2 separate regions of the Homo sapiens genome follow, and region 2 is linked to region 1. The links are chromatin loops, found by intact Hi-C in ENCODE. Cell type or tissue: MCF 10A. All regions are shown on one strand. Links, peaks and the distances in the headings refer to the core of each region. The heading gives the core; the rest is flanking DNA.

Region 1 (2,807 bases), core at 297-2,796:
TTCCAAGAATGAAATCGCTTGCTAAATTTAGCCATTATTTGTGAGGAATTGCTTGAATTATGACACAACACAGCACAGTTGAGCAATCCAAGAATAAAACCTTGATTTCTCCTTTCATGCCATGCTGTCCTCTGAATCATGGCCCACTCACCCTGGATAGAGCAGCAGAGCTCAAAGAGTCCATCTCAGCCTCAGAGATAGGATGTGAATTCTAGGGCACATTTTTAAGCCCGGAGACACCTTCGGTTCCCAGAGCAGGCTTTATCTGCATCTCAGTCAGGGCCCACTCAGAGGTACACCAGAAACAATTATGAAAGGTTATAAAGGTGCCATATGCAGATTGCCTGAACTCTCTTGAATTGGTATATTTTCCTACATGTTAATTGCTATATATTGTGTAAGTTAGATAAATAGCTCACTGAAAAGTGGAGAGCCGCATTAGGGATTTGTTCAGAATGCTGATGACTTCCACACTAGCTGTATACTGCTAAGAGCTGAGAGACTGTGTACTGAAAGCTTAAGAGCAGTGTCAAGAACTAGACAACCTGGCTAATTGTAAATGGCCCCCCTTTCAGCATTGACTTTGATGTCTCATTATGTCTTTCAAATGAGACCCTCCTTCTTCCCCCTAACCCTGCACAAAATTCACAATCCCTCCTCTGTCCCCCTTTTTATTGCTGTTGTCTAAAATATATTAGACATGGGAAAAATGACTCATTTTTAGAGCATCATGCCTAGTAATAATAGAATTTACATAAAAGCAGCATCTGAGAGAGATAGCCTTCTTTCTTTGGTTTCAATGGAAAACTTGCTTGATTTCAAAGGGCAGTCATAGTATAAACTGTCAGTCAAAGGGAGATAATGGGAAGGGAACTAAAACATATTGCAAACCTATTATGTGCCGGGTGTTCTAAATGTAATCATCTCTATTCCTCACAGCAATCCCGTAGGTAAGTATTTGATTATTTGCATCTCACACATACATGAACAAACTTGGAGAGACCAAGTTAACTTTCCAAAGGAACTAAGCCTATCTATATCTTAGGAGCTGGGATTTGATCCTTGAGCTCTGCTCTTGTCTGACTCCAAAGCTTAAGCTGTTATCACAATAAAACACAACATCAAGTGCTGTGTGGAGATTGTTGTTGTTGTGTAATGTACTTTCTCCAAGAAGCCAAAGTAGTTTCTAAACTGCTTGCTCAGGAGAAAACAGAGTGGGTCATGTGCAACAGAAGTATGTTACCTAAGGAAACACTTGCTCTTGTAACAAATAAAAACATTGTATGGCTCAACGCAATAGAAGTTTATTTTTCACCCGTGTGAAGTCCTGCCAGAGGCGCGTGAGGCTGTAGTGCGGTGGATGGTTCGGCACCCCAGACTGCCATCTTTACACTTGACCCCCACAGTTGCCCTGGCAACATGTAACAAGCTGACCAGGAGATGGGGGTGGGGAATGAGGAGAAGTGGAGCATGGTATGAGAGGTTTTTATGCTTTTAGGTGATGTATTTCAATTCCAGGCCTGGGAATGGAATACATTACTTGTGCCCACATTCTGTTGGCCTCCACTCAGGCAAATGACTCCACGTGATTGCAAAGCAAGGCTGGGAAATTAGTCTAGCTGGGTGCTAAGGAGGAAAGGGAAGTGGGTTTGGTGAACAGCCAGTGAGTCTCTGCACAGGAGTGGGAGTTTGAGATGAGTAATCCTATCTAACTGGATCCTAGAGGGAAGGTGGCTGCTAGTGTTCTAAGTTACTACTGATGTGAACAGATTCTGACCTTTGGCTGCCTAGTTGTTTTTGATAAATTAACTCTTAGAATAATGATGAATGTCTTGGCCGTTCCTCAAAAACCTTTGGCTGTTTGCAGCAGATGATGGATGTCTAGAAAACACCCCTGACACTGCAGAGTTCAGTCGAGAGTTCCAGTTGCACCAGCATCTCTTTGATCCGGAACATGACTATCCAGGCTTGGGCAAGTGGGTAAGTCCTATCTCAATTGTTAGTAGATTTTGCACTTTGGTACTCTGAAGGTGCTGATGGCAGGGATGAGCAATATGGGCAGAAGGAGAGAAGAAAAATTATTTAGAAGCTAATTTTTCAGAAATCTCTGGTTGACAGAGCTTCAAGTCATGACTACTCAAAACCACACTTATGTGTCCAGGCAGCACTATACCAAATCCAACTAAAGAGACAGCAACCTAACATTGACCATAGTCTCCAGAGTCTTCTACTCTGGTCTGCTTCACAGCCTGTGTCATACACATCCTAAATTTCACCAGTGTTTCATGCATCTCTATAGGGTTTTATCAAAGGATATGATTTTTTTTAATTGACACAGAAAATTTGCAAATGTGATCTCTAAACTAAGGGAGATGATCTCTGCAGAATCAAGGGAATAAAGATGCCAGAGCTTAGAAACAGATATATATAATTCTGCTTTATAGAAAGAGAAAAAATATTCCGTGATGTGTAGCAGTGAGATTGCTGTCAGTCCTAGGTAAGTGCATATAGCTGTCAGTTAAGGGAGTTGTTTATAAGCACTTGGAAAGATAAATCATGACCATTTGGCATCAGTGTGCTAAAAACAAGTCTTGCCAATCTAATTATATTCTTCCATTTGCCAGCATTATTCATTTATTTGCCAGCTTGATGAGGGAAATGCAGTGGGCATGGTGCATTTGGACTTTTGCAAAGCATTTGACAAGATCGTTTTATGTTCCCCTATTGGAAGAGGTGGAAAGATACAGCCTAGGCAACAGAATGTCACCAAAATGGGGCTTGTTAAAGAGTCCATGTAAATAGGGAGG
Region 2 (2,807 bases), core at 56-2,555, 170 kb after region 1:
GGACCAGCTGAATATCAGTCTTGGGTTAGTTCTCTTTTGTTTTTTTTTTTTTTTTTTTTTTCAGAGACAGAGTCTCACTCTGTCACCCATGCTGGAGTGCAGTGGCGCAATCTCGGCTCACTGCAAGCTCTGCCTCCCGGGTTCATGCCATTCTCCTGCCTCAGCCTGTTGAGTAGCTGGGACTACAGGCGCTTGTCACCACGCTCAGCTAATTTTTTTTTTTTTTGTATTTTTAGTAGACACGGGGTTTCATCGTGTTAGCCAGGATGGTCTCGGTCTCCTGACCTCGTGATCTGCCCGCCTCGGCCTCCCAAAGTGCTGTGATTATAGGCGTGAGCCACCGCGCCCGGCCAGTCTTAGGTTAATTCTTATTTGTTCTCACTGTTAGGTAGTATTCATTTTTTGCTTCATTTTTATCTGAATGATAAAATAATATACCTAATAATAACATAACTACTCTTCTGACCCTTGCTTTTATCCACTTAAACATATACATTAGGGATCCTCCAGGTCAATACATACAGACTTTTTTTTTAAAAAAGATGCTTAGTATTCCAATGTATGGAAATACCATAATTTCACAACTCCATTACTGGATAGTCATTAGAAACCGACTTCGGGGGAAAACATACGCTCTTTGCAGGAATTTCTGGGAAAAAAAATCCCCTCTAGCCCTTTTAGATAAAAGCCTACCTAATAGACCTGTGATAAAATAGCTTTCTTTTCTTTATTTTTTTTTTGGAGGAGTCTCACTGTGGCCCAGGCTGCAGTGCAGTGGTATGATCTCAGCTCACTGCAACCTTTGCTTCCTGGGTTCAAGCGATTCTCCTGTCTCAGCCTCCAGAGCAGCTGGGATTACAGGCGCACACCACCATGTCCGGCTAATTTTTGTATTTTTAGTAGAGATGGGGTTTCGCCATGTTGGCCAGGCTGGTCTCAAACTCCTGACCTCAGGTGATCCGCCTGCCTTGGCCTCCCAAAGTGCAGGGATTACAGGCTTAAGCCACTGCGCCTAGCCAAATAGCTTTCTTCATCTTCCAAGGATTACTGTTCTGTTACTTAAGTGATCCGGAAGTCACAAGAGATTATCTTAATTCTTGGCCATTTAATGATCTTTGGAACCACGCCTGTCGGTATTTTCTTGAGTAGCAGTGGAGTACACAAGAACCCATTTTGGCTCAGGCAGAGTTCATGTTCTCTAGCCATACTTCTTCTTTCCACAAGCTTTGTAAAGGACGTCAGAATTATTTCCCTCACAGGTTACATTGTTCAGATTACTGACCTTTCCTGATCTCTGTAACCTTAGTGGTTGAATATGGTGATTCAGATAGTTTTGTTTCTTTATTTCTGGGGGTTGAAGTGAAGAGATTATGTAATAACCTGCTCTTATTTTGCAACTTAGAGATTTAAGTATGGCCTTTGTCAATCTAATCTGACCAAAGTATTTACTAAGAATAGATTACGTGCATATGCCCAACATAGAAAGATGATTCTATATCCAGGAGGTCTGACCACAGAAATGTATTATCGACCAAAAATGTACCTCTTCAGATTCTGGGATGATTCAGCAATTCTGAAAGGATTTAAACAGAAAACCCAAGGAGGAGGAAAAAATAGCCTCTAGGTACATTACACAATTCAAGCTGTTTGTTCATAAATTCAACAAACACTTATTAACACCTATCATGGGACAGGCTGAGCCTATATGATGTTGGGACAAGTGAGTGAACAGGACAAAACAGACACAGTCCCAGCTGTCATGGAATACCCATCTATTTATATAATTCCTTTTGCATTCAATGTTGAAAATCAGAATTACTGCTTTTGTTTATTTTAAACCTGGTAAATTTATCTATTTTTTACTAGAAAATAGTTCTTTTTTTTAACTTTTATTTTAGGTTTGGGGGTACATGTGAAGGTTTGTTACATAGGTAAACTAAAACAATTTTTGATATTAAGAATATCTCTAATCTAGCCAGGCGTGGTGGCAGGTGCCTGTAGTCCCAGCTACTTGGAGGCTGAGGCAGGAGAATGGCGTGAACCCGGGAGGCAGAGCTTGCAGTGAGCCAAGATCGCGCCACTGCACTACAGCCTGGGTGACAGAGCAAGACTCTGTCTCAAAAAACAAGACAAAACAAAACAAAACAAAAAAAACAGTATCTCTAATCTCAGCTGGTCAAAGGAACTTAGAAAATAGTTTCATAGACTAGGGCTAGAATGGTTCATGCAGAATCATTCAGAATTTGGCTCCATTCATGGATGCCAAGCGAAATTAACGGAGAATGAGATAAGGCCAAGTGTGGGAGAGTGCTGGGATTAGAGCTAGTTTAGGTTCCAGCCCTCCCTGCCAAAGCTATAAATACAAATGACCAATTTAACAGCATGAAAAGACCACCTACAAGATCTATACCTGGGATCTAATCAGTTGCTCTGTGCCTTCTTTTAATTATAGGATCCCTGCCATGTTTATGGGAACTTTTAATGTGAGCATCACAGTTTTGAAGGCCATATCATTATGACCATGTTTGATCTGAGGGTGGGAAAGCAGGAGCTCACAAAATGCCTGCACAAGGTTATTCTGAACTGAGCTATAAACCAGCTTCAACAAGAGCCTAGTGTGGAAAAGAAAAAAGACACGTAAGAAAAAAGGCATGGATATCATGGAGTTTGCAACCCCGCCAAGTGGTGCCATTAAAATTACATTCAATTCTTCTCAGAAAATGAAATTAAGAAAAAGTACCACAGTTTTGTCAAATAACACTATATAAGGACATTCTGAGAAGGGAAGAATGAAAAAGACATAAGGA

What was found. Peaks named below come from ENCODE experiments on the same cell type or tissue, not always from the same donor. Only the 100,000 strongest peaks of a DNase experiment are listed, where the experiment ranks them.
Region 2: a loop joins it to region 1, with 17 times the contacts of the local background. A loop is called at or near these places in 2 of 110 quality-filtered maps.

The regions. Positions count from the first base shown.
Region 1 is chr15:32,682,690-32,685,496 of GRCh38, forward strand. ARHGAP11A-SCG5 (ARHGAP11A-SCG5 readthrough) reads left to right here. Exons shown (of 14, transcript NM_001368319.1): 12 at 1,871-1,980. SCG5 (secretogranin V) reads left to right here. Exons shown (of 6, transcript NM_001144757.3): 4 at 1,868-1,980. Among named protein-coding and RNA genes, the nearest start is that of SCG5-AS1, 11 kb to the left of the region's middle. In MCF 10A, for the core only: no CTCF peak of the experiment used is centred there; a DNase peak (open chromatin) is centred at 1,632.
Region 2 is chr15:32,848,939-32,851,745 of GRCh38, forward strand. All of the region lies in intron 17 of FMN1 (formin 1), which reads right to left. Among named protein-coding and RNA genes, the nearest start is that of GREM1-AS1, 130 kb to the left of the region's middle. In MCF 10A, for the core only: no CTCF peak of the experiment used is centred there; a DNase peak (open chromatin) is centred at 1,423.